Regions from separate parts of the Mus musculus genome. Here region 2 is linked to region 1. The links are chromatin loops, found by intact Hi-C in ENCODE. Cell type or tissue: heart. All regions are shown on one strand. Each heading gives the region's core, and the rest is flanking DNA. Links, peaks and the distances in the headings are about the cores only. Region 1 holds the start of Sphkap (SPHK1 interactor, AKAP domain containing). Region 2 has its middle 310 kb from the start of Sphkap.

Region 1 (16,393 bases), core at 4,477-12,476:
TAGAGATGCTATCTCACTCCTTGGCTCATTATATTCAAATTGCTCAAAACAAGACAAAGAAAATCTTGAAAGTAGAGGGGACAAAAGATAGGTCACATGGAAATTAATAATGCTGTGATGAGAACAGCAAAATGGAGAGAGTTGATTCAGATGGAGATATATGACAAAGGACTAGATGCACTGGTCAGAGATAAACATGCTACAGCAGGCTGTGGAGGAGAAAGGAGCATGACAAGGAGAACCAAAAGCTGATATTTCCCATTGTTGGTTTGGAGTTAATAGTCTGAGAAGCCAGCACCCTGCACACCACCGGGGAGAGGTGTCTCTATCATGAGAAAAGTGCGCTGCTCAGTTTGGTGCAGTCTCCCAAGGTGGGAAGGCTATAATGAAACACCAAGTGGCAAAGATAAAGAGGCATGGTAGGTCTTCTGCATCCCCTCAGAGCCCTAGTTATTGAAAAGACTGGCAGCCCCTAGCCCCAATGTATATACACCTGAAGAGGATGTTATAAAAGACAACTCAGGAGGAGGGAGTAATTATACCCCAAATTTTATTTTGATTATTGATTTTTATATTATTTAATAATATACATTTTTAAAATTTTTAATAAAAATATTTGTATATAAGACCTGAAATGTTGAAACTGCTTGCAGGAGCCAAAACCAAAACCAAAAAGCCATCAATGTACTCATAGACAAGAACTTTTTGAAAAGGACTCTAATAGCACAAATAATTATGATAATAATGAACAAATTAGATTAAATTAAATTTAAAACCTCCAAGGCAAAGAAACAAACACCAGAATGAACAGAGCACTTACAGAATATTGAAAATATCTTTGTCCATATACAGCAGATATGTTTTTAATGTTTAAAATATATAAAACTGCAAAACTTAAATACAGAAAACAAAATTTTGCAACCCATGAATGGGTCTAATAAACTCAACAGAGTGTTTTCAAAAGAAAAAACACAAATGGCTAATAAATTTTTGGGAAATGTTCAATATCTCTAGTCATAAAAAATGAATATGAAAATTATTTCAAAATTTCATCTTATCCTGACAAGAGCGGCTAACATTAAGAAAATAAATGATAACAAATGCTGGTGATGACATAGAAAATGATCAACCCTGTGAGCTGCTGGTGTGATCATAAACTTCTGTAGTGTCTTAGTGTCAGGGTTTCTATTCCTGCACAAGCATCATGACTAAGAAGCAAGTTGGGGAGGAAAGGGTTTATTCAGCTTACACCTCCACATTGCTGTTCATCGCCAAAGGAAGTCAGGACTGGAACTCAAGCAGGTCAGGAAGCAGGAGCTGATGCAGAGGCCATGGAGGGATGTTCCTTACTGGCTTGCTTCCCCTGGCTTGCTCAGCCTGCTCTCTTATAGAACCCAAGACTACCAGCCCAGGAATGGCACCACCCACAATGGGCCCTCCTGCCTTGATCACTAATTGAGAAAATGCCTTACAGCTGGATCTCATGGAGGCATTTCCTCAAGGGAGGCTCCTTTCTCTGTGATAACTCCAGCTGGTGTCAAGTTGACACAAAAACCCAGCAAGTACATTTAGCCACCCTAGAAAGCCTTATGGTTTTCTTTTCTTTTTTTTTTTAAGATTTATTTATTCATTATATGTAAGTACACTATAGCTGTCTTCAGACACACCAGAAGAGGACATCAGATCTCATTACGGATGGTTGTGAGCCACCATGTGGTTGGTGGGATTTGAACTCAGGACCTTTGGAAGAGCAGACAGTGCTCTTACCCGCTGAGCCATCTTGCCAGCCCACCTCCTGGTTTTCTTAAAACAAACAAACAAACAAGGCAAAAAACAAAACAAAACAAACCCCTACAAAAATAGAACTACCATGTTCTGGGGAGATACTTGCTCATCTATTGCTCTACTATTCACAGTAACTAAGAAGCAAATGTTTACCAACCGATGAGTGGATAAACAGAATGTAGTCAATGTAACAACTGTTGCATATTATTCATCACAAAGAAAAATAGAATGATGAGATTTTACATGGAAATAGATGGAACCAGAAATGATTTCCTAAAATGTTATACATTCAGAAAGGCAAAAGGATGCATGTTTTCTTCCCATGTAGCTCTTAGATTTACATGTGTGTGTGTGTGTGTGTGTGTGTGTGTGTGTGTGTGTGTGTGTGTGTGTATGGAGGAGGTATAGGTGAAGAGACTAGAAAGGTGATCATGAAAGAAGGGTTTAAAAGGAGAACAACAAAACAAAAAGCAACACAAAACCCTAGACATGGAAAGGATGGAAAGGGACTAACTGGGCCAGCTGGAGATCCGTAGGTGGTTGGGGGAGTAGTGGAGAAGGACCAAGAAAAACCAAAATATGTAAGAAAATGCTACAGAAATCCCTTTACTTTGCACACTAACCCAAAAACTCCTTGAAAATAGCTTTCTATTTTGAGCTATATACTTAAAAAGAGTATGTTTCACAAAGTCAAGGGAAAGTAGTTTTAACATTCATTGCTAACAGGCCTTCTCCACAGGAAATACTGAAGGAAGGTTTTTGTTGTTGTTGTTGTTTGTTTGCTTGCTTGCTTTTAACAGAAGCTATGTAATACACACAAAAGCCCAATGTTATGAGAATAAATTATCCAAAACTTCAAAAGTGAAGGAAAATGCATCAAACTTTTTAGAGTATTCTAAAGTGACTTAATAGAAATATGACAACATACATTGTTTATGCCACTCGTAAAAATAAAATGTAAGCCAACCAAAGGCAAGAATTTGAATATATAATTAATCTGGATGTGAAGGGATACATTATAATTTGAAAGTACATTCTGATTATTTAAAAATATGCATTCTAATGTCTGTGGTATCAACTTTTGCTTTAGCAAACTATAAATAGTGAATCAGCAGAGGAGCTAGCATTGAATTATAAGCATTTTCCAATTAACCACAAGTAAAGTACACAAGAGGAAAAATAAATTTAAAAAGAAGGCAGATTGTACAAATAGAAAATCTAGTCCCATCTACGATGTTAATGCACATAGGTGAGGTAGTTATATTAAAAGAGATTATTAGCTGGGCAGTGGTGGCTCATGCTTTAATCCCAGCACTTGGGAGACAGAGGCAGGTGGATTTCTGAGTTCAAGGCCACCCTGGTCTACAGAGTGAGTTCCAGGACAGCCAGAGCTACACAGAGAAACCCTGTCTCGAAAAAACAAAAGAAAGAAGAAAAGAGAAAGAGAGAGAGAGAGAGAGAGAGAGAGAGAGAGAGAGAGAGAGAGAGAGAGATTATTAGGTGATATTTTAAAAGGTATGTCCTAATAGACTGTCTTGACTGTCTTCAGTAACTTTAAATATGAAGATATAGACTAGACAAAGATAAGCCAGAAAAAATACAGAGAATCTTAAAAATATCAGTTAAGGAAAGAAAATACAATGACCACACCTAGAGGTTTTGATGTTGTTTGTTTGTTTGCTTTTAAGTGGGATCACCAGGTAATCCATAAACAGAGCCACTTTTACTCAGTCCCCATACACAAGGCTATCTCAACTCACCTCACAGGACTCTCAGGTGCTGTTATTGCTCCTTTAGTCAGGTGATAAAACTAGTCACAGAGTTCCTAAAAATCTTTCTTCTAGGATAACTGCTAGGTGGCAGGTGCTCTTGGGTGCTGGGTAGCCTTCTTCACTAAGGAGCAATCCTTTGAAGCACTTACTATAAACTTGTTTCTCTTCACCCATGGGGCAATCTTAAAGAGAAATGACCCTTCTTCGAAGCTCAGCTCTCTTGCAGAACTATTTCAGTTCTCTCATATGACTTGATCTTTGTTCTGTCTAGGGAGTTACATGTTCATTCTTATAAGGCCTAATTGACCATCACTGGCATCATAGAAGGGGTGGCATTATAGAAGGTTATAAACAAAAAGGACCCAGATGATTGCTATAGTTCCTGTGCATGTCAGAAAATCTAGGAGGAGCCAATGAGCACCTTAGATAGAGAGTAACTGCTGTTATTTTGTGAAGAGGGCATAAACGTTCTAATATCAAACACACCAGCATTTCTTCCTTCCTCCCTAAAGTTCCATGTAGAGAACTCTCTCACAGACAGACAATACTAGCCATGAGAATCCCTTATGGACAAGGAGCTCTGTGAGAGATGGCTTACAGGAACCACAGAGATGGAGGCATGTGCCCATAAGAGGTGCCAGTAAGGTAAAACATTATTGGTAGACATCATGAGTATTTTTAACGGTGTTTTGATTAGAAATTACTTTGAGAATTCCTGTTTCTTTATCACGTGCCCTTTACTCAGAAGCACTGTTGACACTTCGAATCTTGTATGTTTGAATAGATTCTGAACTCCTAGGGTCTCTTTCTCTAGGAAGTTACTTCTGGAGTGGTAGTTCCCTGCCTTTTATGAACTGGGGAATACCCAATGCAGCTCAAAGCTGGATCTGAGAAGAGAATGTTACATTCAATGACTCAAGGCTGCATGTGACCTTAACATGACCCATCCCCAACACACACACACACACACACACACACACACACACACACACACACACACGAGCTGACCAAACCTTCCTCTTTGTAAAGAGGACATAGAAATGAAGCTATGACCCTGCATTTCTGTCTTTCTATGAATTCGAAAACCTATAAACATTTACTAAAATATATTATTGGGCGGCTTTAGCTTAGTATGCAGTTTGGAGTTGTTTTGGTACTTTAAAAGTAGGGTCCCCCCCCCTTGGTCCTAACAATATGAGTGATGTGTTGCTAAATTAAACTTTAGGTTGAGTAAAATAAAAATGACAAGACAATGAAATCAATAACACACCACACAAATATATATGAATATCCCCACAAATATACAAGCATATAAATGCAACAAACACACATACAAACATATATGTTTGCACACACATGCACACACCCAAACACATATATTTCAAAATAAACTTTTGGGTTCTTCTTCAAAGGCCCATATAAAAAGTATGTGATTAAAATAGAATCCAGCATTCTATAAACAAAAAGAACAACTCTATATAGTATAAAAATGTAAATGAATATTGAGAAAGAGAATAACTCTTCAACTTCCAATTCTAGCTCAAATGTGGCATAGATAAAAAATGATTTTTGCTCTTCTCTTGCTCTTGCTCTCTCCGCCTTTCCCCCCTCTCTCCCCATTCCCCTCCCTGCTCTGTGCTCATGGCTGACCTCTACTCCTCTCTCTCTCTCTCTCTCTCTCTCTCTCTCTGCCTTTCTCTGTCTCTATTTAACCCCCTCCCCATGCCCTAAATAAACTCTATTGAAATGTTTTGTTTGTAACTTTTTTTTAAAAGGGCATTTCAAGGCTTGTGCTTTGAAGATCATCTTGCATCCCGGCTGCCCCTATATGTCTGAGAATGATGTTACCATTATGGCCAGGCCATCATTTCTTCTCTCCTATAAAAAACAACTGTGATTTCATAGCCAATACAAGAAAGAAAAAAAAAAAGGCTAGACTTGAAGCCAAAGGACTTTGAGGTGTCCTAGGTGTCATGTATGTGGACTTTTAAATCTGGTATTTACTTTATTTAATTTCCTTTTGCTTCAAAGGTATTGCTAGCAAGTAGAAGTAATATCTGCTATAATTAACTCCCAGGGATGCAATGATCAAATAATCTAATATATGAAATGACACTTAATAAATTCTAAATGTGATTCTGTACACAGTTGCTTATGTAGATGATATTGACTTTCGTCTGTAAAGGGTAGCTGTGGTGCAGGAATAACAGCTACAAGAATCACTTAAGAGAGAACCTCGATTCTTTTTTTTTTCCAAACACCTAATTATGTGATTTAGGGAAATAAACTTCATAAAACAAATAAGTGAATAAGTGTTTCCAAAACTTTTAGCTGTAAAAGTAGCCAAACCGAAGCAAAAGCCTTCATTTTCTTTTAAACATTTTATTTCTACCAGACTACTAGCCAGAAAAGAGCATGAAATTCTGGGTTTATAATACATCTGCTGCAAAGGATATTGATTTCTCTAGTGCCTGATTTTCTTCCTGGAGACATTTTCGGGCTTCTCTTTGCAGAGGTTTTTAAAAGTCTTTGCCCCAGTACAGGGGAACGCCAGGGCCAAAAAGGGGGAGTGGGTGGGAAGGGGAGTGGGGGTGGGTGGGTATGGGGGACTTTTGCTATAGCATTGGAAATGTAAATGAGCTAAATACCTAATAAAAAATGGAAAAGAAAAAAAAAGTCTTTAATCTGCTTCATACAACTTATATATTTGAAAATTAAAATCATCACAGTGAAAATAAGGTGAAACTTTTGCAAATACAAGGTTAATAGATTATAATATCTCGTAGAACTGTCAACATTTTCATTGTTAAAAAGCCATGTTTTAAAGTTACCAAATTATTAATCAAATTCTGGTCTGAGATGATACACCACAGAGTATTGCTGGATTAGTGTCCCAGTTATATTCTGTTTTACCTGAAATCACCAAGCAAGTAAAAAAATTCTAACAGCACAAAATATCCTATAATTAAACCATTTCCCCGAAATCTTGTTGTTTTTTCTGCTCATTACTGAATAGATGTCTAAATTATTTTATCTTACTTAAACGAAATGCTGTTATTTTAATCACTGACTTAACTTTATTAAATACTGAGAGTGTTTCTGATCTGCACAATATATGCTTGATCTATAATGATTTGTTATTACTTGATCATTTTGCCACTTTCTCAAAAACACTTGTGTAGAATATCCAACTGCCAGTTCTTCAAAACTCAAGCTTGCCTAAATAAGTCTAGTGATTAATACAAGGCATACAGGTATCAGTTCAAATTCTAATTCTGCTTTCACATATATGTGGAAAGTTAATTCCCATGGCCTCTCATGAGATCTGATGAGAGAGAAATTGGGATTCTTACCTGCACTAAAGCAAAGAAATGAACAAAGATGCTCCAAGAGATGAGACTATTATTCTGACTTAGGGGAGAGGCGATGTTTCTTGGTAAGTAAGTGGTAATAGTCAGAAGGTTTATTTCTGGAGATATGCTATCAAGATTCAGATGTGGGCCTTCAATTAGTTTGCTTGCTCTTTATAAAGCCACCTCTGTCGCCACCCCATAAAAGATCTCAGTAAGTTATCGGAATGCTTTATTTCTAATCCTTTAGGAAATGTTCCAGGATTAGATGGAAATTGAGTCAGGATTGAGCCACACTCCTGACGATCTGAAAAGATAGCTTTAAAGTAAACAATTCGTTATGAAAAACACCTTTTAAAAAGATTTTTTTAATTTTTAATTTTTATTTTTTGGAATTGGGGGACTACTTAGTTCACCATTTCAGTTTGTAGGAATGGGGGTAGAAACTGAAGATGGGACTTAGGGCCTCATGTATGCAAGGCTGGATGGAGCTTTATAAATGAGCTGTATCCTTAGCCCTGAACACTTCAATTCAAAGAAGCATTTCTCCAGACAGTAAACAGCAAACCTCTAGCTCAACTTTTAAAACGTTGTTGAACTTTTACCTACATCGACAACAATGGTTAATTTTAAGGCTTTTAAAATCTTCCCTCCCATAGCTCTATACTTGCTTTTCCAGACATGAGGCTGAAATAGAGAGACTCAGTGTTCATCTGTTCCCATTTGAGCCAGAGAGCTAGAGCCTCACTTAGGCTCCAGGCATTGTATAGAAACCTCAAAGTCCTTTGCTAGATTTACAGAGGTGGGTGATGGATGGGACGCTGGGGAGACTAGTTCTATCACACAACACGAACACTTGCAGATATAGATGGAAGGCTCTGATCCTTTGAAAGGCAATATGTAACCTGCTGTACCCCCAGCCTTATCCCAGCTCTCCCTCTATCTTGGCTACTGTCTGTGAGCCTTAGCCTGTGAGTATTGGGTCTTCCTATGTTCCTATGCAACCCAAGAATTCTAGCTCAACTTGTTTATTTCAGTGCTTGACAGTGTCAGCTGAAAACTACCTTAGTTTTTTGGGGTTGGTTGGGGTGGGGTGAGTTGGGGTGGGGAGATAAGAAGTAAGAGCCTAAAAGATTAGCCCTGAGCCTCGGTGGAGTTGAAAGGTGGGCCTGTGGGATCTCAGCATGGCAGCCCAGGCTGCAGCATTCAACAGTACTAGGAGCTCTAGGTGTGAACTGCGAATGCTCAGTTTCCTGCTGGGCAGAGAGCACAAAGGGCTCAAAGCTACCTGCTCAGTTGGGCACCTGAGAGATAGACTCGGTTCAACCCGGATATTTTTTAGGGAGAAGAACAAAAGTCATAGAGTACTGAATTCTCCAGCTGGGTCCGGAGTAGAGCAGAACAGGAGGAAAGAGAGAGGAAACACAAGACCAAACAACAAAACATTGTAACCACGTCTTTCAGGTGGCTGGACTTACCGGTCTGGGGAAGGGACTCAGACACTAGGTGGAACTAGCGCTTCAGAGATGCTAAAGGACCAAAGAGGTCTCCTCTGCCCAGGATTACAGGTGGGCTCAGGTTAGTGCCAGTGAGAGATCTAAGAGATCTCCCCCTCCCCAAGCCTACAAGACCTTGTAGCTCACTCCAAAGCCCCAAACACTAACCCAGGTTAAGGTCAACAGAACTGGAGGTAAATCAGCTTTGGTCTTGATCCCTCAGGTCTCTGTTCTCCACCTTGGAACGCATTCCAAGTCAAGGCGCAAAACTGCTCCAGGTAATATAACACTAAAAGCCCGATTCCCCAGATACCTCGCCTGGCAGAGGAGACCTCACCACCACTACCCGCCCCCAGCCCCCCCTCCCCCAGCCTTAGAGGCAGGCACCTGGCTCCAGCACACAGGCCCCACCCAGCCGGGCGCCCAGTGGGGTAGCTAACAGAATTGAAGCCCCCACCCCTCACCCCCACCTCTCAAGGGCCGATCCCAAGGATCAGTCGTGCAGGAACTTGACTTCTCCGTGGGAATCTCTAAGGAGAGCAAAGGGTGGAAAGCAACTTTGCCTATGATCTCTAGTGCCCAGCGGAGTTTGAGAGACATCACATTAGGCATATGGAGAAGCGAGTCTTACCTTTGCACAGAAAGCCGGGAGTTGACATCCATGGTTGACCGCAGGCAGAGAAAAGCTGACAGCGCAGGCGAAGGCTAAGAAGCCTGAGCGCCCTGCGCGAGGACAGAGACGTGCAGGCTGGAGCAGCAGTGACTGAGACCCGCAGCGGAGATTGATGCTCGCTCCTCCCTGGCCACCAAGCGCTGCAGAGATGTCCTGGTGGCGCCTCCTGTGGTCTGCTCAGATCTTGAAAACTGCTGGCTGGACTTGACCCTTCAGCCTAATTCCCGCCTCCCTCCCAGGTCTCGGGGGACTGACTGCCTTCTGTGCCTTTCGCTGTTGCTCCCTGCTCACTCCCCTCCCCTTAGTCCAGTCCCGCCCCTTGCTTTCTCTGGTGAACACCAAGTCTCAGCCCTGAAGTTGTTCATCCACTTGGCTGCATTTACAGGCTCACTTCTGGCAGTTCTGGCTTCCCGCTGCCCCTACTGGTGGCACACACATCCCCTTGAAGACCCTCTATTTGTCCTCTACAACAAAACAGGAGGTGCAGGCGTGGTCACTTGTGTCAATGTATCCAGCTCCTTTGCTTTCTTCTAAGCCTCTGTCCTGTTTTAACTCTCTCCTGTCTCCATGTAACTCATTTTCCTTAAATGGGACACCATCATCTCTCACCTGTTTGACCCTATGAGGAGATAAAAGTTTCAAAAACTCGCGACAGTGGCCATCCTTCTGAGGCAGCTTTCAGAACCGAAGGCAAGATTTACTGATGCTCTATTGTCTGCTCAGCATCTCTTTGAGCAGAAACAGACTTTTTTTTTAAAGAAAGAAATCAAGACACTGATGATAGCAACTCTCTGTTAAAAAGAGGGCATGGAACCTTGTGCCCTTTCTTTTTGAATTGAAAAGCAAACTAAAAATGAATACCCTGAGACTTCCAGGAATGGGAAGATGAGATAAATAAAATTTCCCCTTTTGCTTCTTGCAAGTCTAACTAGGACTCTCCATATTATGAATTGTATATAGAAAAATTCTGGCAGAAGCAAGGAGAACAACTAGGGGCCTGACCATGCAAAGAATGTAGTGGGGGTCTCTAGCCAAATGACAGAAACAGCCTAGACAGGCAGAAAATGCACAGATACCTGCTTCATGATGGCTGAATGTTAGAGGAGAAAATCCCACTCTAAACTGTAACACCAAAGGCTATGGGGGAAGTTCATATTCCAGTGTCCTGAGCTGGAAGGATGCAAGTCACTCGTAGGGTCAATTGTGCAAGAAAGACTAAGCATGGATCAGGACTTTCATCCCTTCCAGGAAGAAGCAATTGACATCTCCACAAATTGGCACCAATAGAGGGTTCTCCTAACCAGCCACAATACCACCCAGATAGATGTTATGAGAGCAAAGAAGGTGGGGAGATTTTGAGCTCTGTATAGCCCTTAGAGAACCTTGGTGGCAATTTAGAGGAGGCCTAAAGCTCAGAAGTAATGAGGTCATGTAGCAGCCTTGGTGCACATCTTTGGAGACATAGCCACAGAGCTATCAGTTAGACCAGAAAGGAACTACCTAGCAAGGCTGAGGTGTGGACCACTATCCCTTCAGAAGTAATCTGGGAGCCTAATAAGCTAATGTACTGGCAGTAATAGAGCAGCATTGTCCTGCCTGCTTTGACCTGCAAGAAGCTAGCTAAAGCAATTAAGTAAGACTCAGGCTTCAGACATATTATCCTAAGTCATCAGGTTTGTGAGGACATTATGTATCAGGCTAATAACTAATAAAAACACACAAAGCAATTAGTAGGAACCCTGAACTGACATGACAGAGATGTTAAAACAATCCTTCACATTTTTATAAACAGGTATTATAAAAGTAGAGTTGGTCTCTTGTATCAGCAATTTCCACATCTGTGAGGACATCTAATGTTTGGTAAAATGATTTGAAAAGGCAGGTCAGGTTTGCCTGAGTATCCTCAGATTTGGAACAATATCCTGGGGCAGAAAGCCAAACTCAGTATGCAAATTTAAAATAATTGAAATCACATAATGGGGAAAAAAAAAAGAAGAAGCAAAATCAAGAACAGAAGAAACACTGGCTGGCAAGCCATCCTACAGGCTTACATTTTTAGGCTTGCTCAGGCCCCTGTATGAGTGGCAGGCCAGCATGGGCTTCATCATGAGATGCAGAACAAGATCTCATTTCAAAGCAAAACAGCAAACCAGCAAAGACCAAGCAAACTCTCCCCTATACACTTCAAAATATAGGGACCAAAGAGGAGGGTATCTAAAGAAAACTTTAAAAAATACTTTAAGTTCAATGTGTATTTCATCTCCTAGAAACTATTAAGCAGGCCTGATTGGAAGTTACTTTGCACCAAATGAATATGTAAGAAAAGTACCAATTGGTGATGTAACCTTCTTTCTCAAGGATGCAGAGAGAAAAGCAGTGTAAAATAATGCCAAACCAAGAAGGCCATGGGTCTCGGAAGGAGCAGTTCGGGAAAGAAAGTATTTGACTTGCAATAGCAATAGTGCCAAACTGACATTGATACTGGGGACCCATGGAAAAAACAACATGCTGGAGAATGCTTTGAATCTCACTGGTAGCAAGAGACAAATAAATCCTTAAGTCATTGTCTGATCTCCAAACTCACTTGTACTCCTGAGCATGTGCACGTATGCACAAAGCCGCATACAATTAACCAAGATCAGAAAGCAATGAAGTTGATTATGGGATGGATCCCTGGGTATGGCAGCCTCTAGATGGTCCATCCTTTCGTCTCAGCGCCAAACTTTGTCTCTATAACTCCTTCCATGGGTGTTTTGTTCCCAATTCTAAGAAGGGGCAAAGTGTCCACACTTTGGTCTTCGTTCTTCTTGAGTTTCATGTGTTTTGCAATTTGTATCTTGAATCTTGGGTATTCTAAGTTTCTGGGCTAATATCCACTTATCAGTGAGTACATATCATGTGAGTTCTTTTGTGATTGGGTTACCTCACTCAGGATGATGTCGTCCAGGTCCATCCATTTGCTACACCAGCAAGATTTTGCTGAAAGGACCCTGATATAGCTGTCTCTTGTGAGGCTATGCCGGGGCCTGGCAAACACAGAAGTGGATGCTCACAGTCAGCTATTGGATGGAACACAGGGCCCCCAATGGAGGAACTAGAGAAAGTACCCAAGGAGCTAAAGGGGTCTTCAACCCTATAGGTAGAACAACAATATGAACTAACCAGTACCCCCCGGAGCTCGTGTCTCTAGCTGCATATGTATCAGAAGATGGCCTAGTTGGCCATCATTGGGAAGAGAGGCCCCTTGGTCTTGCAAACTTTATATGCCTCAGTACAGGGGAACACCAGGGCCAAGAAGTGGGAGTGGGTGGTTAAAGGAGTGGGTGGGGGCAGAGTCTGGGGGACTTTTGGGATAGCATTTGAAATGTAAATGAAGAAAATACCTAATTAAAAAATAAATTAAAAAAAGAAATCAAAGAAGTTTAATGATGGTGGTAGTGGTGGTGATGATGATGATGAGTGAAATAAAGAGTTGCATTTTTCGCAAGGTTCAATAAATTTGATAAGCTTTTATTAGACTGACAGAACATTCAGAAGGCATGGATTACCAATCAGCTGTGAAATAGATATATGTCTCAGACCTTCCAGGTAAGTTGAAGTATTCAAATAATACTGAATGCAATATGACTGATGTCTGCACAGACAGGGGAATTTATGCATAGGCATAGAATGGCAGTGATCTTAGGAGACACCAGAGAATAAATATCCTGTAACAAAGAAGGTGGAGGTGAAGTCACATAGCCACCCAAATGAAGAGTTGGACAATCAGCTGGAAGGTGTCTTCTCTGTGTCGCCAGAGGTGTCACAGGGAGCAAGGACCTGTTGACATCTTTGTTCTGGACTTCCAGTCTTCAGAAGTGCAGAATGTTATATTTCTGTTGCTCTTAAATTGTCCTCGGTGTGATAGTTTGTTAAAGTGGTTGTAGGAAATGGACATATTATGTAAACTGAACTGGTATAGCATAGACACTTTTGATACCAGAAGCTCCAAATCTACCAAGGAAATTGGATTTTTAATTAGAGAAAGTCCTCTTAAAAATGAAATCTTCAGGCCCAGATAGTTTCATTAATGAATTCGTTCACACCAACCAAAGAGCACACATGGGCTGGACTTAGGTCTCCCTGCACATACATAGCAGATGTGCAGCTTGGTTTTCATGTGGGTCCCGAACAACTGGAATGGGGGCTATCCCAAAAGCTATTGCCTGTACATGGGGTGTGTTCTTCTAGCTGGGCTGCCCTGTCTGGCCCAGTGAAGCACCTAGCCTCACAGAGACTTGAAGTGCTAGGGTGAAGGGATATCTAGGGGGAGCTCCACCTTCTCAGAGGAGAAGAGAAAAGGGGATGGGGAGAAGGATTGTGGGAGGGGGCAACCAGTGACCTGGGGTGGGGCAGTGAGTGAGATGTAAAGTGAATAAGTAAAAAAATAAAATTAAATAATAAAAAAGAGTTCATTCAAATATTTAAAGATAAATTAAAAGTGACTTGATGAAATCACATGAAGAGTGATCCGAATTCATTTTAGGGCACTAGTGTATCTAGAAATCCAAATCAGAGAAGATAAATAGAAAACTGCAGGCTAGAGACCCAGACATAAATACTCAGTCAAGTAGGAATTAGTTTTAAAAATTTATTTGTTTTCTATTTTTTTAATTGTGTGTGTGTGTGTGTGTGTGTGTGTGTGTGTGTGTGTGTTTATGCATCTGTGCCTTTGGTATGTGCACATGAATGCAGGTGTTCATGGAGTCCAGAGGAGAGGATTGCATCCCCTGGAACTGGAGGAATAGGTTCTCAATGAGTTGTGAACCACCTGACATGAGTGCTGGGAACTGAACTTGGTTCCTTGCAAGAACAGTATGCTCTTAACTCCTGCTCTTTAGCTCTAAAGCAGAAGTTACTTTAAGGGTGTGAGGATAGTCTCAAATTTGAAAATCATATTGATCACTATAATTTTCTGTACTCACAGGTTAAAAAATAAACATAATCATATCAGGTAAAGCAAGAAAAAAATATGGCAAAATCCAATGCTCACTTTTGACAAAAGTGCTCAGAAAAATAGGAATATTAAAGGAACTCGTTTGATGAAAAGCAACTTCCAGAACCCTGTATATTACACAGTGAGAAAAAACTACACCGCTCTCCCTAAAAAGGAAAAGCAGACATGGTTATCCATCCTGTCCACATTCAATCAATACTGTACTAAAAGTGCTGGCTCATGAAATAGGCAAGAAAGAAAGAGATAAAAACAAGCAACTTAGCCAGGAAGAAGTAAAATTGCTCTGCTATACACAGACAGACAGACAGACAGACAGACAGAGACACACACACACACACACACACACACACAAACACACACAAACACACACACAATTTTGGTATTCTTGATAGCCTGAAAGCTTATGACCTGCCTCAGCCTCCTGCTTGCCAGGATTCCAGGCACGTGACACCATATTCATTAAAAATATATATATTGTTGATTTTAAGGAAAATAAACCTAGAACTCAAATCTCTTTACAAAGTCTCAGAATAAAAGATCAAAATATAAACTACTATCTTTTATACTCATATTGACTGTGTCAACATTGAATTTAAAGTATCGTTTAAATTTACTCAAAAGAAAAACAATGAAGTACTCAGCCCAATATCTAATAAAACATATACAGATTGGTGTTTAAAAGTGATGAGATTCTAATGGAAGAAATCAGAGACTATGGAGAGTTACAGGTCCCTGCTGTGCCAGGAATTGGAAACTCATCACAGTAAAGATATCAAACTTCTTCAGACTCATGGTAGGTTTGATATATTTCCTATGCTGCAAGAGTATTTTATAGATACCAACAGGATTATACTAAAATGTACATAAAAGTGGAAGAGAGCCAGAAAAACTAAAATGCTATTAGAAAATCAAAGAAGAATAGAAATTAGTCTATAACACTTCAGGACATAATATTAGAGTAATTCCAGGCATGTATTTGACAGAGATGGATGCAAAAATAAATTAAACAGAAAAAAATCAATACAAATACAACACAATACGTCCAATGATTTTTTTTACAATGTTTCAGAATAACCCAATGGAAAAACAGATAAGTTGACCCATTCTCTACAGATGATGCTGTACAGTCTTGTCACTAGTGTATTAAAAAATGATGTCATCAGAGAAATGCAAATCAAAACAACCCTGAGATTTCACCTCACATCGAGTCAGATGGCTAAGATCAAAAACTCAGGTGTCAGCAGATGCTCACAAGGGTGTGGAGAAAGAGGAACATTCCTCCATTGCTGGTGGGATTGCAAGCTGGTACAACCACTCAAGAAATCAGTTTGGGGGTTCCTCAGAAAATTGGACATAGTACTACCGGAAGATCCAGCAAAACTACTCCTGGACGTATACCCAGAAAATGCTCCAACTGGTAATAAGGACACATGCTCCACTACCTTTATAACAGCCTTATTTATAATAGCCAGAAGCTGGAAAGAACACAGATGCCCTTTAACAGTGGAATGGATACAGAAAATGTGGTCCATTTACATGATGGAGTATTACACAGCTATTAAAAACAATGAATTTATGAAATTCAAAGCGAATGGATGGATCTGGAGGATATCATTCTAAGTAAGGTAACCCAATCATAAAAGAACACACATGATATGCACTCACTGATAAGTGGATATTAGCCCAGAAGCTCAGAATCCTTCTTAGAAGGGGGAACAAAATACCCATGGAAGGAGTTACAGAGACAAAGTTCAGAGCAGAGACTGAAGGAATGACCATCCAGAGACTACCCCACTTGGGGATCCACCCCATAAACAACCAGCAAACCCAGACGCTATTGCAGATGCCAACAAGAGCTTGCTGACAGGATCCTGATAAAGCTGTCTCCTGAGAGGCTCTGCCAGTGCCTGACAAATACAGAAGTGGATGCTCACAGCCATCTATTGGACAACACACAGGGTCCCCAATGAAGGAGCTAGAGAAAGTACCCAAGGAGTTGATGGGGTTTGCAGCCCCATAGAGGAACAACAATATGAACTAACCAGTAACCCCAGAGGTCCCTGGGACTAAACCACCAATCAAAGAAAACACATGGTGGGACTCATGGCTCTAGCTGCATATGTAGCAGAGGATGGCCTAGTCGGTCATCAATGGGAGGCGAGGCCCTTGGTCCTGTGAAGGTTCTATGCCCCAGTACAGGGAAATGGCAGGGCCAGGAAGATGGAGTGGGCAGGTTGGAGAGCAGGTGTGTGTGTGGGGGGGGGGGCGGGGGGGTGGATAGGTGATTTTCGGAGGGGAAACTAGGAAAGGGGACAACATTT
Region 2 (16,393 bases), core at 6,737-14,736, 310 kb after region 1:
TGAGAGAATGTTTACAGGATAAAACCAATATGGTTTTCTGACTTGCTCTGGAAGTGAGTTGCATTGTGTTTCCTAGTGGTCACACACTGACTGAAAATGGGAAAGAAAATTTGTCCTATGGATTTGCTAAGGAATTTACTAGCCATGCAGGAATTAGATAGGAGGAAAAAGAGGAGGGGTGAGGAGGAGGGGTGAGAAAAGGTGAAGAGGGAGAAAGAGATGAGGAGTAGAGGGGCAGGGAAGTGGGGAGAAAGGATAAGCTGAGTGGATTTGAAGGTGAACAGGAAGCAAGTGGGTGTGTTCTCGGTTATTTGGAAATGATTATGAAACACTGAAAGATACTACGAGAAGCAAACTAGAGGACCAAACACAGCCACAGGTAGCAAGTGCATTTGCCTATGACTCCAAAAGAGTGCAGAAAGCTATTTATAGGAAAGATTGATTCTGAACTTAGATTTTTATTCTCTTTAGTAGCAGACAGTTGTTAAATCATAAGAACTTGTCGTTCTTTGTGTGGGTGTGGCTTATATGGTAGTTTGAGTGGGATTGTTCCCCATAAGCTTATATATTTGCATGATTAATCTCTAGTTGCTGAACTGCCTAGGAAGGATTGGGAAGTGTGGCATTGTTGGAGTAGGTGTGTCACGGGGGCGGGGGGTCAGGTTTGAGGTTTATTTATTTATTTATTCACTTTATATCCCATTTACTGGCCCTCTTCTGGGTTACCCCCTCTAACAATCCTTCCCTCCCTCCTCTAGCTCAGTACCTCCTTCTCTTTCACTGCCTATGGATCAAGATATAACTCTCAGGACCACATCTGTGATGTGTGCTGCCATTCTCCCATCATGACGGTAATGGACTACTCTCTGAAACTGACATCCAGACTCAATCAAATGCCTGCTTTTATGAGTTGCTAAAGTCATGGTGCATCTTATGCAGCAATGGAACAGTAACCAAGACAGTGTATATGTGTGTACTCGGGAGCCACACAAATCTATGTAGTCATCCGAAGACCAGAAGTCAATATTAAGCATCTTCATCTGTGGCTTTCTAGCATTGTTTTTGGCACAAGGCCACTTATTCATCTTGGATCCCACCAATTCAGCTAGGCTGGCTGGCCGGTGAACTTCAGAGATCCACCTGTCTCTGACCACCCTGCACTGGGTTATAAATGTGCACCATGCTTTTTCATATGGGCAGTGGGAATCTCCACTCAATGCTTAATGCTTGCTCAAACACTGTACCGGCTGAGCCACTGTCCCAGTCCTATCACTCCATAAAAACTAAATCAGAAAGCACCACTCCACCATGCTTAGATAGAGCCTCATTTTGTCAGGATGTGTGTGTTTTGTGGTTCAAATCTCATCATTAGTGCACCCATTACCTACAAAGTACCTACTTCCTATATAGTGATACTGACAAAGGATAGAATGAGTGACTTGTGGGATTTAATACATGATAAAAACAATATTACACGACACTAAACATAGATCATATTTGTTGTGTTGGACTGCTTTGCCACATCAATGTGTGTATGTGTATATCCATGCCTGTGAATGTGTATGTTGCATGTATGCGCATGTATAAGTATGTGTGTATGTGTATGTTTATGTATATTGTGTGTTTGAATGTGCTGGTGTATGTGTGTGTGTGTGTGTGTGTGTGTGTGTGTGTGTGTGTGTGTGTATGTATGTACTTGACACATTGTAGATGTGAAGGTCAGAGGAAAACTAGCAGGAGTCAGTTCTTTTGCTTAACCATATGCAGCCTTAGACTTGAACTAAGGTCCTCCAGCTTGGCAGCAAGTGCCTTTGCCGACAGAGCTGTTTCCCTGCCCCAACAGAGGGGAGTGTATTATAAATCCTTCACTGAGAGCAGGAGAGTGGTAGCTGGAGAATAAAAATAAGCCCATGAAGAACTGAATGGGAAGGGTCATGAAAGGTGGAGAGGGACTTAGCCTGGATCTTAGCCATGCTTTCCCTTAGAGCAGCTGTGGTTCAGGCTGTTGCCAAAGCATGGTTTAATATGAATTTCTTTCAATGTGGCTTGGAACCCACTTTTCAGATTCTGTAACAGAATGCCCTTACCTGAACTCATTAAATATTATTTGATTTCTGACTATACTTGATATTCATGAATTTTATTGATGTTTGAAACTCAGTAAGGGTAATTTTCAACTTCTGTGTAAACTTTCTAAAACCTACAATGGTAGGAGAATGGAAAAATACTTTTAATAGAACACTCAAATAGGATTTAGAACAAAATGTCTCAAGTCTATTTTAGAGGTGGCTAAAACCTGTGTCCACCCACATTCATCAAATTTGGACCCTGTGTGCATTTTTCCGCTCATAGGAATTTGGTGAGATATTGGAAAAAAGTAACTAAGACACTGAGTTATGAAGTCATTACTCCAATGAGCCCTGTATAATAACAGAACAAGTTCTTATCATCAATCACAAAACTATAGCTGATTTGGGTTTTTATGACATGAATAAAAATTCCAAAAGGCCAGAGACAACCCCTTTCCAGGCCTCATGCAGTGCAGGCTAGCAGAGAAGGCTGGATATGACCCCCAGCCCTGTGCCAGGCACATAGCACTCCTGAGATGGCTCCCAACACCAAAGGCCCTGGGTACCACTAAGGTGAGCAACTAAGTGGTGGAAAGATGAAAGAGAAGCAAAAGAATGTGTGCACAATGAAGAGAGGGAGAACTGAAGACTTGAGGGCAGTGAGGATCGACCTGATATGAGTAGCTGATGATGCTTCCTAAGACCAGAGTGAGTTTCTGTGTCATGTTGCAACCAAGGACTATGTCTGAGTCCATGGCCTTGTAGTAGCAAGAATCTGTTACCACCAAAGGCCAGGTGAACATCTCTGGTCTGAGCTACTGCCTGTGGGCCATGTTGATGTCTAATGGCTGTACAGAGCTGGCCCCACCTTTTGCTGGTCCACTGTTGGAGAGCTAGCCCTGAAGGCTTGAGAGCAGATGGGCTGGCCCACTCCCTCAACAGCTGTAGTACCTGAGAGAGCAGAGCGCATACGTCACCCAAGAAGCCCATAGAACTTTCCCTGATTTTGGAGGGAGAAGAATTGTAGGTGAGCTGGCTCTGAAGCTTTGAGCTTGGGAGAGTTGTCCTGGCCACTTGTTTGTCCTGTGGAGGCCTGAGCAAGGGAGAGATGCATACCCTTGTCACTGGCAACAATAGGGAGGGCTGGCTCTGGAATCAGGTCATGAGAGCAGGAGAGCTGGCCCTGCCCCTCACCAGCTGCAGCCCTTGGAAGAGCAGACCCTGTACCTGGCCTGGAAAGCACAATAGAGCCACCCTGATTACACATGTGAGGGGAAAGGTAGCAGGTGAGCCAGCCCTGAGCAGAAGAGCTGGCTCTGCCCCCTTGCCAGCTGCAATATTGGGTGAACTAGTGAGGCATCGCTGGAGATCTCACCCTCATGGTGTGGGTAACCAGCTCAGATACCAAACAAGCCCAGATTCACAGCTTTGAGTTGGCTGATCCCAAGATCTACCCCATCTATAAACTCCCGGAGCACATGAAGGGGACAGTGCTAAAGATCCAAAGCTGCAGAATCTCCATGATACAGGACAACAGCAGGATATCCAAGAGGAGTCCCAGAGAGGATCCAGTATTGATAGTAGAGCAGAAGCCGGAGGCTTCAAACCAGACCAATGACTCACTGCAATACACATTTGGAAATAAAGAAGTATAGACCAAGAGGCTATGCTGTGGGACACACTATCACATACTACAGCTTCCACAATGAGATTTTCTTTTTCTTTTGGTGTGGAGGTTGCAATGTCAGAGAGCATGTATGAAGGGACAGAGTGATGGGTGGGATAGTGATGCATGATGTGAAATTTATAAAGAATCAATAAAAAGTTAAATAAAAAACTATGAAAGACCATTTTTTAAGAAACAAGCTACAAAGGCATGAGTGTGTACATGTGCATTTAATATCCATGTGTATATCCATGTTTGAATGGAAGCACACATATGCACCTTAGAGGCCAAAAAGAGGTGTTAGGTATCTTTATTGCTCTCCATATTTCTTGTTACTACTACTACTACTACTAAACAATTACTACTACTACTACACTACTACTATTACTAGACAGGCTCTCTCACTGAATATGGAGCTAATGGTCGATGAGATTCAGGGATAAGCCTTTCTAAGCCCCACACCCCCAGCACTGAGATAACACACACACTGCCATTCACGGCTTTTAAAATGGGTTTGGGGGCCTGGACACAGATGCTCATGCTTTTGTGGCAAGTACTTTACAACATTGTTTTTTAAGTAGATTACCCATCCTGGTAGACTAACATATTTTTATCTGTTAGATATCACATCCTGTTAAGGAATGGAGAATTCTTACATGGCTACATGTATGTGCAGGATGTTAATACAGCTGTGTCTTTGCCTCATACAGTCCTGCTAGATTCTCCTCTTGTGTTATTTATGATGCTTGGAGTTGGGTGAGGCAAGGGGAGTACATGGGTGATAACTGAAATAGAAAGGGGAGGAGGCTCAAGAATGGCATTATTTTTGAAATTGGGATAAAAAATTACCCAACATTTTAGGCCCCCGAATAAAATAGACATGTAAAACCTGGACAGAGCTTATGTATTCTATCATGCATATACAAAATGCAGCTGTTTGAAATATGTTATATGGTCTAGTCACACCTGTGCCCTTACACTATCAGTCTCTAACAAAACCTTCTGATTTCATCTTTACTTCTACTCCCTGCATCTAGAGCTTTTATCTTGCTTGTGTTGGGTACAGTCCATTATTCAAGAGAATGACTATGTCCTTCTGCCTCCCTACATTTTTCTTCCTCATTCTCTTTCCTTCCTTTCCTTTCCTTTCCTTTCCTTTCCTTTCCTTTCCTTTCCTTTCCTTTCCTTTCCTCTCCTCTCCTCCCCTCTCCTCTCCTCTCCTCTCCTCCCCTCCCCTCCCCTCCCCTCCCCTCCCCTCCCCTCCCCTCTCCTCTCCTCTCCTCTCCCTCCCTCCCTCCCTCCCTCCCTCCCTCCCTCCCTCCCTCTCTCCCTCCCTCCCTCCCTCCCTATTTCTTCCTTACTGTTCTTACTTTATTATTTTTCTCCATATCCAGATTTTGTTGTCTGAAGATTTTTACTCTCAATCAACTACAGTCCAAAAGATACAAAATGGAAAATTCCAGAAAAATTCTGACCTCAGTATACTGTTATGATCATTCTGTTTTATTACTATTTGTTGGCAATTTTAAATTAGGCTGTAGCATAGATACCTCTGCCTAAGGAAATAGTCACAGTATATATGGAATTCAGTCTGTTCATTCGGCATATAATGGGGGATTATACAGTACCTCTTTTTATACTTGCATGCCTATGATAAAGTTTGATACATCTTTTGTAAATAGAGTGGTTAATAACAATAAATAATGATAAAACTAAACAATTATAACAATCTCTTTTAATAAATGTTGTATTGATGTGATCCCTCAAAATATTTGTTTTGTTATTTCCTATTTTTAAGATTTATTTATTTTATTCACCACACTTGAGTGTTTTAACTACATATGTGTCTGGATAACATACATGCAGTACGTAGCCGGGACCAGAAGACATTATCAGACTCCCTAGAACCCGTGTTACATATGCTCACAAGGTGTCATGTGGCTACTGAGAACTGAACTAGGGTCCTTTCCAGAGTTCAGGTGCGTTTAACTGCTGGTCCATTTACATCTTCTTGTTCAGTCCTTTCTTGTTACAATATTAGATAACAAAATGCTTGTATGAAGAAAGGAGATTATTGACACAGCCACTGAGTGTTGTCAGACTGCCCTTTAAGAGCTACTTGAATCCAAGTATTGAAACAGCCACATCCATAACAAAGATGGCTACTAAATAGTGGTTATAAAGGTCACTTACACAGAGCTAGAGGCTAATTAAAGAGGTGATTTGTATCCAGGCACGGAGAGAGAGGGACCACAAACTATGCATCATACTTCTCAGAACAGTGTGGAATTGAAATTTAGGAATTAAAAGAAAACAATAAAAATTTAAAATGGTGCTGTACCTCTGGAATTTTGGAGAAATAAATAGTTCTCCATCAAGTTGACCACGGTGGTGGCTAGGTGAAATCTCAGAAAGCAAACCCAGAGAAAGGAAGGTCGGCTGCTGTGCACTTCTCAATCAGATAACTTTGTAGAGCCCTCTGCACACCCGGTGTTTTTGTTGAAATACCCAAGTGCTCCCTTCAAGTTCTGGAAGGGGTCATCTGATAAGCTTTACCAAAGGAAGGACACAGGAAAAGCTTTATTTACCTTCACATTTTTCCTCCTGAAGTTGCTGTTAAAAATGCACAGTGTGAATATTGCCAGTAGCCTCTGACCAAAATAACTGATTATTCTAAGATAATTCTTTTCAGCATTTCCTGCAAAAAAACATCTCTGGTGGGGGAGGAGGGCGGCAGTCTGGCTATTTTTCCTGTCAAGATTTATAAGAAGTTGAATTAATTAACATTTGAAACACATTTTCCCTCTCAGAGAGAACTTTAATAAGCATTGTTTTAAGGAGGACACAATGTTGTTAACCTTTTTTTTTTTTTTTTTTTTTTTTTTTTTGCAAAGCTCTGGACTCAAGTTTTTTAACTGAAATGTTTTGGTTTTGGTTTTGGTGTTTTTCTTGTTGTTCTTTTTGAAGGTCTCAGATGCAAGGACAGGAGACAAAGAAGAGAAACTTAGGTTTTTAGAGAACTTTATAGATTTTCCTGCTGTGCACCTGAGGCCCACTAGCTTAGCACCAGGCAGTCTCTTTAATGATAAATAAAGATAGCCCTTGATCCCAGCTTTCTGTTTGACCTACTTCCATCTGTGGCTGATTTTTAATTGGATGGGATTTTGTTGTTGTAGGAACTAAGAAAACCAGAGTGCTCTGTGCACTGGGTCTTGCTGCAAGCGATGACACGCATGGGCTTCAGACATGTGCATTTAAGTGAACTCTCTCCTCTGCTTCTCCCTTCTCTCTCAGTATAAGTTTTAGATTTGTGGTTTCATTGTTTGTTGGACTGAGAGTGAACGTGCCACAGTGCACATGCATATGTTTGGCTCTTTCCTTCTACCTTATGGACCCCAGAGGTCAAACTCAGGCCACCAGACTTGGCTGCAAGTCTCCTTTACCCATTGAGCCAACCCATTGGAGGCCTTCCTCTTACATCCCTCTCTCTGCCTCAGGCCCACGAAGTCCTAAGTTCTGGGTATATCTCCACTTGCTTCATTGCAAATCATCATATCAGCTTATAACCCACAGAAGCCTCCAGGCATCTAAGTACCTAGGGCTCAGAAGTTGAAGCTGATGTTGTCTGCCACCTGGAAACCAAAAACCCAATGTGGCTTTCTGAAATATTTGGATAAGATGGGCCAGTCAGCAGAACTCTGTGCCTGTAGCCAGAAATTTAAGTACAATAGCCTTATCTGTTCTCATTTTAGCTCTCAAATAATTGACAAAAAGATCTATTAAGTTTATTAACACGTCTTAAGCACTATGACTGGGCAGATATTCACCTGTTCTAACTCTCTACGCTATCTACTTCCCAGCCAAAGGTCCAGTGCTACTTGCAGTTTGTGTCTTGCCCTGGCTTGCTCTGTACATGCGTGTCCTCTTGGTGAATCCCTTAACAACCTACCTGCTCATCATGACTCCAAAGGGACCTTCTGCCTCATGGTCCCTTCTCTTCCTCTCTGGTCTCTCTGTGACCCTGCCCACTAGGATCTGAAGTACTGAATACCCTTCCCAGTCCATCGGCTGATGAGCTCTTAACTAACCAATCAGAGATCACTGATGAGTGTTCTTTACACAACATAGATATAGGAGATGGATCAAAACCCAGGACCATGCAACTGTAAACTGATCTCTGGACATAGAAATCAGCAATGGAATACACAGTGCAGAAAACCATCCCCGAATATGTGCTCTCAAAAACTTTCACAAGGTGGCAGAACATCTTAAAGGGACTGAGAGGTAAAAGCTAATTGGCTATCTCCCACCCAGCGTGACCAATCAAAAAAAAAAAAAAAAAGTCATTCTCCCTCTCCTGATCAAAGACCAAAAGGGATTGAATTGAAGAAACTGACATTCTCCTCCACCCTCACCCTTTCTGGGAACAGAGATTCCTTGCTTAAAAGAAACAGGAGAATCAGAGGTGAGCATTTCCTCTCAGTGGAATCACTGCTCAAATGATTTAGTTTTAAATTTGCTTTCATGGACACTGAAATGTAAATCGATTCCAAAGATAAAAGCATAAATAAAATAAGAATCACTGGAATGTGCAACAGATAAAGATCTCCATGCAAGCCACATGGCTTTCAAACAAAAACAAATGTTGAAGCCAGACAGGGTCCCAGTACTGAGAGGGGGAAGTGGACACAGGGTCCCACCCCCAACCAAGAAGTTACAGCAATGGATACCTGCTGGTGGAGGAAAAAAAAAATCACTTTTCTCCGGTGGAATCCCACTGGGTTTATCTGTGTTACAGCTCTAAGGGTTAAAGCTTCCCCAGAGGAAGTGTTACATCTCTGAGGAAGGAGGTTTTCCCAATGCAGGTGGTACAGTTCTGAAGGCAAAGATATCCTGGTAGTCGATTGGGAGCCAGGAAATACCAGAGTCGTACTGTACAAGCAACCTCACACATGAGACTTGATGGAAGGGGGAAAACTCAGAAGGGTGACTGCCTCTGCTTGGGTGAGAACAGAAGACAGGATTTATATAGGGTTTCTTGGAAGTGAAGATTATTGGGATTTCAAGCTCTGAGCTTGGACTTTTTACTCTGGAGGGTGGAGCTTGGCTGCCTGTCTCTGGAGGGAGGGGACCTGGCCTCTGAAGCCTTTAGAATGTCTTATACATGGAGTCTCCTGGTTGGAGGTACTCAGGGGTGGGTCTTGCACACTCTCATCTCAAGGGGCTTGCAATATCAACCATACTTCGAATGTCCAGGAGTATTGGTCATGACAAAGGAATGTAAGTTGGTAAAGTTTAAGAATGCCTGTTTGGGGTGAGGGACATAGATGGGAGGCTTTGGAGGAGGAAAGGGAAGAAACAAATGTTGTAATTAAATTATAAATGTGAAGATAAACAATAGAACATATACCCCAATTAGGAACACAGTTAAGACTAAAATCACTCCTCCCCAAATCTCTGCTGTAGGTCATGCTGGTTTACCACTAATAGTATATGCTAAGTCTGTGATGATTATTTGGCTACCATGTTTGATATTGGATAGCATATCCTGGGAACTTACATTTGAAAGTTGACATACAATGAGGAATGTAGAATGCTTTAGAATCTCGTATAAGTGTTTTGAAGACTGGAATGTAGCTGGGGATATAGCTTAGTTGGTAGATTGTTTGGCTACCATATATGAAGCCCATGCATGGTTTGATCCCATCACTGCATAAAGATGGTGTGGTGGTGCTCACCATGTAACCTCAGTACTGGGGAGATAGTGTCAAGAGGATAAGAAATTCAAGCTCACCTTCAGCTACGTAGAGTTAGGTAGGGTTAGGACTGGGTTAGGGTTAGGTTCAAGGCCAACCTGAGCTGGACACGCTGTCTCAAGAAATAAAAAATAAATAAAAACTGAACTATTATGAATAACAACCAAGCTTTTCATAAAAATGAACATTAAATATATTCCACACTTTTTCATGTAAAATACAGAAGAGGTAGCTGAGACAGGGGGAAATGTGTTATATGTGCATTTCTGATTATTGCCTCATGAAATTAAAGTACTACATAGAAGAAGTAGAAGAAGAAGGAGGAGGAGGAGGAGGAGGAGGAGGGACAGGAGGGAGAGGGGGGAGAGGAGAAGGGGAGAGAGAGAGAGAGAGAGAGAGAGAGAGAGAGAGAGAGAGAGAGAGAGAGAGAGAGAGAGAAAGTCAAAATTTCCTATGACTGCAGATGCCTTTAGAAACTATATGGTCCTAGCGCCATCTGGAGGATCAGTGAGAATATGTTCAGAAGCCAATGGCAGAAATGAGCAGATAAACAGTCTCCCAACATTTGCACTATATGACTCTCCTGGCCTCCAAACAGTTCCCAAATAAGGGCTCCAATGATACCAACAGTCCAAAACTTCAACTTCTTCACTTCAAAAACAGGTTTAAACCTGAACCAAGAATGTCAAACAGGATCTGTTGTATATATATTTTTTAAACAAAACAAAATTCAGAATGCAATTTTTGTTTCTTGTCTGAGAGGAAAGAATTGTACAGGGCTTGGTAGGAGTACTAACATTCTGCAGCCCTTTTCAAGAAACATATAACTATAAAATGCCAATACTCCTCAGATTTTAATGTGTGTGCCAGAATTAAGATTCTTTTTTAAAATGTAGGTGCTAACTCAATGGTTCCAGGGTCAAATGTCAAGAGTCAGCAGTTCTGAAAAGTTTTCCCTTGCTGCTTGTCCTAGGAGAGATTAAACCAAAGTTTTAGTGCTTTAATCCACAATACATGGACTGGTAGACTCCCTCATGATCTTGTTTGAAAGAGAATCAAATCAACTACTGTGAAGCAGCAAACAATGAGATACTCATCAGGGCCTCTGGTCTGCAGGAAAATGCCTTCAAGGTTTAAGATCAGTGACATATTATCCTCAATCCTTTGAAAAAAGAAGTTATCTTTCAGGCTTAACATGTCCTTGTAAATGAATGTAGTTCATAATTCTGTACATATGTTGCTGGCTTGGTTTTCTAGAATGTGCTAAGAGTTTGGAGTCCCTGCTCATGAAACATACTGCTCTTTGAGTGAATATAAATGTTTCTTTCGAGTGCTTTGAATTGGCCTGACATGTACAAACACTGGTTTCTGAATGTTTGGTAGAATCCACAGGCAAAGGAATTGGAACCTCAACTATGATATTTTTCTTGGATGTTTATATCTAAGTTTCTATAATTGCTGTTCATTTTATTTGGATTATGTATATTTCCTTTGCTCAGTTTCGATACTTGGGTACTTTTTTGAAACTTGCCCATTTTCTTTAAGGCATCTATTACTGACTTACACCATTTCCTTAACTAGCCATGCAAAACTTAAGGATGGGTACCTTCTACAATATACATTGTTAGGTGATTGTGTTGGGTGGGCAAGTGTCACAACCTAAGTCTATGTTAGTATATTCAGTGGAACCACACCTGGGCTACCTGTAATTTATCCAGATTTGCTTTGCCATATTGCTCTTATCATATTTGTTCTGACAAAGAATTTTTTCCCACTATTAGCCTATGTAGAGTTTCCCAAATTCTTGGTCAACTTTCCATCAGCAATCACAGATTCACCACAGGCGTTCACATCATATAATGAATACAATTCTTCACTCATTTGAATACCTAGAGCCAGTAATGTATTCGACCCTGTGATGGTGTCCAGTATTTTCTCTTGGCCTTGGAGCATATTTCCAGGGGCAATATGTTATTAGTGTTCATTAACAGCCAGACTGTACAGTTCTAATTCATATTCCAAGGAAGGGCAACATGGAGAAAAACACTAGAAACAGGTCTTCATCATCATTTGCTAGTATAAAATGTTATTGAATTTGGTAGCATATTATGTCTAGTTAGAATATTCTTCCCCAATGCTACACAACTACATGGTAACTCCATTTAAACACCTTTAAATATATCTACATATTTTATGAAACTTCTACAGTTGTAAATTTCCACATAGCTTTTGCAAATGGCTTTTTGTGTTGTTATCCCTCCCTATTTCTCCTCCTCTGCCCTATCCTCCCATCCCCCACCCTATTTAATCCTCCTGTAATTGGTATTCCTGGATGTCAACTTGACTATATCTGGAATGAACTACAATCCAGAATTGGAAGGCACACCTGTGATCCAGACCTTGAGGCTGGAAGACACAAGTTTCTGACCTGGATCTTGATATGGAGATCTTGAGGCATAGTGGCCATGAAAATCTTAAGCCCAGGCAAGGTAGTGAACTCCTTTAATTCTAGGAGACCAAGGCAAGGAGATCTCTGAGTTCAAGGTCAGCCTGGTACAAAGCAAGTACCAGATCCAAGCATGGTGCCACATACCTTTAATCTGGGCCACACCTTCTGCTTGAGACATACATAAGGATATTGGAAGACAGAAGATTCATTCTTCTTTGACTGCTTGCACTTTCTTGCCAGCACATGTTGGAATCTACTTCTACAGAAAACCAGCTGAAACAACTAGCTTCATGGGACTGAACAACTACTAGATTCTTGGACTTCCCATTCACAGCTGCTCATTGTTGGGTTAGTTGGACTACAGACTGTAAGTCATCATAATAAATCCCCTCAATATAGAGAGACATTCCATATGTTCTGTGACTGCAGAAAACCCTGACTATTACACCTTCTAGGAATTCATGTTGGACAGAAGAGGGAGTGGGAAGACTGTAAAAACTAGAGGTGGTAGCTGGCCTTAATGAAGTATAGTTTTCTAGACACAACAGAGCTGATGTGTATACATGAACTCACAGAGACTGTGAGAGCATTCCCAAAACCTGCATAAGCTCAAGTCAAACAATATCCCAGAATGGGCCTGAATTTCTACCCCTAGACAAGAAGCTATTGACCATTAAACAGACAGATAGAGATACAGAGAGAGAGAGAGAGAGAGAGAGAGAGAGAGAGAGAGAGAGAGAGAGAGAGAGGGAGATGGAGACAAAGAGAGAGAGGGAAACAGAGAGATACAGAGACAGAGACAGAGACAGAGACAGAGACAGAGAGAATAAAGTTGGGTAGGAGTAGGCAGTAGGAGAAAGACCTGGAAAGAGTTGAGGGAGGGGAATGAAACATTATCTGAAATTCTCAAAGAAACATTATTAAAGAAAAAAGTTATGAAATTCTTTGGGGATCATATCATCTGGATATCAATAGCTCATTAATATTTCTCAGAAGTCTGGTAGTTTATGATATTACTGTATAGTCTGAAGGTCTTTGAAAAATATCAAATTCTGTCACAGAAAGTGACTCTGAAATGTTTGACCTGGATAGATCTTGGAGTCAGGGTTGCTAATTAGGACAGATGCTTCAATTAGAAAAGCAATTTCAGGACATTCTGTTTAGGGATCACTCCTGTGCGGTTCTGACCTCACTGGACCATATGCTACATGAAGGAGAGAAAGCTGCTGTTTGCATTGCATGTATCTGCAAAGCCAAATCCTAGGATGGTTTCAGAAGGATGATGGGAATTACAAGAGAGAAATTGGGCCAGAAGGCACATGTGTTTGTCTTCACTTGGTTCTTATATCTAATCATGCAACTTTCTACATTGACACTTCCATAGAACACCTTGTTGAAGCATACTTACTGTGCACATGTATGTGTGTAGACAGTGGCAAAGAACAAATCAGGAAAAGGTGCCACAGAACTACTTAAGAGAAGTAGTTTCTTGCATGGGAATTGGTATATTGGGGCCTTCATGTAGGAAAAGGAATCTTTTTCAGGATCTTAACTTTCAACCCTCAGGATAGACTAACTGAAATATATACGGCATGAGAATACCAAGATTTCAAAAACTACTTAATTCCCTAAGCCGAGACTTTTTGCAAAGTAGCTTGAAAAGCAATTATCTAATGTTTTGCTTTCCTTTTGAGGATGAAAAAACTGGAATGCAGAAAAGGCATGATTACAGAGACTAGAACAACAGTTTTCTAGACACCCCTGAGTCTACCATCTTAAAACCATGCATTTTTACTTAGACTAAATAGTTGCACATATGTTATCATCTTATAGATTATCTCAAGTTTTGAGATAAGGACCATGTAACTTAGGAACTTCTTTTTAAAGAATCCATTGCATCTTTAAGAGCAATCATTTTAGTAATGAGAGATTATAAGATGAAACATTAAGAATCTTGTTTATATAGCTAATGAGTGGAGTTTTGGACCAGGCCATCGTTTTCATATGGAAAAGCTTAAGATTTACATAGGCATCCTCTAGATGGACATCATCCTTTCCTCAGCTTTCTCATTTCCATTAGCAGATGAACCAACACAGGATGACACATGCACGCAACTAACAAAAGATAAAGTTTTGATTACTTTATAATCATGAGGCTCTTCAAGGATCAGAAGTTATTTTAAGTTATTTGAAATGATAATCTGTAAAAGTGTCATTATTGCAACTCACCCAAATGCATTTTATGAAGGATATTTTATACCCATATCAACTATTCTGCAGCTAGATTAATTTACTAACCTACTTCCTGCAATAAAAAAAAATTCTAAGAAAAAAATCTTTTCACACTTAGGTAGAAGATATCAATCAGAGAAAAGGGTTACAACAATATTTTCTTTTCTGCCCATTGTAAGATGAACATGGGATCATGGGCAGAGGTATAGGTTGTTTCCAGTTTCTGGGTGTATGCAGAAATGACAGCTGTGTTCATTTAACTGAATCAAAGATGGACTTAAATGGATACAAGAAATCCTAAACACTTTAAAGCTTGACTCTCTATAAAACATGTTAGCCTTACATCTCTGTGTAGTTAAGATTCCATTTACCTTTCTACATTAAAGTAATGTAAACGTGACACTCAAAGTAGGTAGGAAATAAGAACAGAATAAATAGAAAAACTAAGTCAGAAAAGAATAGAGATTAATAAGAAAAGTAACTGAAATGGTCAGAAGAAACCCTTTTTTGCTTTAAAAGACACCACTGATGGGACTACCTAAACATGATCTGCATAAGGACACCCATAAATGTGCTAATGTGGAAAAACCTTAGGGCCTTGACACTAGATAAATAACTACAGGCAACTAAGGAATACTGCAAGAAGTAAGTAGTTTTCCCCAGGAAAGAGCACACTATTGGTTATTCAATGTCAAATGGTCAGACCTGAAAGCATGCACACAAGTAACATTATATGAACAGAGCAGGTTGTGCTTATATGTTTAGGAATCTGTAGTATTAATATGTATGAAATATATATTCCATTACATATATTTATATATGGTACTTTATGTATAATACATTAGGTAGGTAGGTAGGTAGATCTCTCACACACACACACACAAGTGTACACATGGGAAAGTAAAAACAAAACCACAGGCACAAGTGTAGTGAACAAGTAAATACCACACGTAGTACACTACACACAGAGTATCTAAACTGGTTTGCTTTGTTTTGTCTAGTTGTAACCCAGAACCCTATTCTTTATAAAGTTGGATATTGTTCATAAAATTTACTGTATTTATTATCATGCTGTGTGCATGTGTGAATGACATGTGTGTGAGTGTTGGGTACATGTATGGCACAGAATGTATGTAGAGGTCAGGATAACTTGAGAAAGTCGGTTATCTCCTTCCACTGTAAACTCTAGGATTCTAACTCACACTTGCAGGACAAGCAATTTTACCCATATAGTGCTCTTGCCAGTGCTGAAATCTGTATTTCTACAGATAACGTGTCCACATCCACATGGCCACTCTCTGAGTGCATCCAGGATCACTTTAATTGGTCTTCTGGAACTATTGTTCTCTTGAAAGGAATTTGGATTAAGTCAATATTGACCAGAGCCTCTTGGCTTTCACTCCTCTCTTAGAAGGCTATCATATTACTCTACTTCTAGCTGAGTTAAATAATTCTTGGAAGGCCTTGGTGTCCCCACATGTTTCCAACTTTTGTGATGAGATCCATTGTCCCATGTGTCCTGGGAAGAGCCTTTGTCTACTGTAATTGCTGTCCAAAAAAAATGTGTGTGTTTATCCACATCACGGCCATTCTGCTTTCATAGCTGGTCTTTTGCCTGAATGTGTTCTTGTGCTTTGGCTTTTTTTTCTCCAGACCCAGTTCCATGATGGTAAGGACGCCAGCATGACCTTACCTCCAGGCATAGATGTTCTCCAGTGATGCCACTCACCCTCACCAGGGTCCAAAGGCATCAACTACTTTTCCCACCCATACAGTTTTCCAGCAGAAGCCATCTGGCTTTGGCTTGTATGTTTTAATACAGGAGGAAATTTGGCATTTAGGTCCTGTGATAAGCCAGCTGGCCTGCATTGCCTCTTCTGCAGCTGTGTGGAGGCTCCATCTGCATTTTGACCTCAGGACCACAGAGAGCCAGTTTGATCTGTGGTTGGCCAGTGTTTTTGGCAGTCCATCACAGCATCTCATTTTATACATTTGATCTAGGAAATTAAGTCAAATAGGATAACGAGAAAAGCCAAATAATCTCTTAGGCTACAATGGAAAACACTCCTGGCCCTGTTCAGTGAGGACGAGAATCTTGGACTGGCATATGACAGATTAGCTGTGCCCTAAATGCATCGTGGGAGCTTCCTTTTAGCCCTTCCAGACAAATCAAAACCATCCCACACTGAAGACAACATGTTAACTCCTAGACTGAATATCT

The links. Peaks named below come from ENCODE experiments on the same cell type or tissue, not always from the same donor. Only the 100,000 strongest peaks of a DNase experiment are listed, where the experiment ranks them.
Region 2: a loop joins it to region 1, with 4 times the contacts of the local background. A loop is called at or near these places in 10 of 42 quality-filtered maps.

What each region holds. Positions count from the first base shown.
Region 1 is chr1:83,398,946-83,415,338 of GRCm38, forward strand. Sphkap (SPHK1 interactor, AKAP domain containing) reads right to left here and starts at 9,255. Exons shown (of 12, transcript NM_001356547.1): 1 at 9,035-9,255. The coding sequence starts at 9,062. In heart, for the core only: a CTCF peak has its summit at 9,245; no DNase peak of the experiment used is centred there; H3K4me3 peaks cover 3,052 bases; H3K27ac peaks cover 2,551 bases.
Region 2 is chr1:83,707,240-83,723,632 of GRCm38, forward strand. No RefSeq gene overlaps it. Among named protein-coding and RNA genes, the nearest start is that of Sphkap, 310 kb to the left of the region's middle. In heart, for the core only: a CTCF peak has its summit at 10,007 (motif pointing left); no DNase peak of the experiment used is centred there.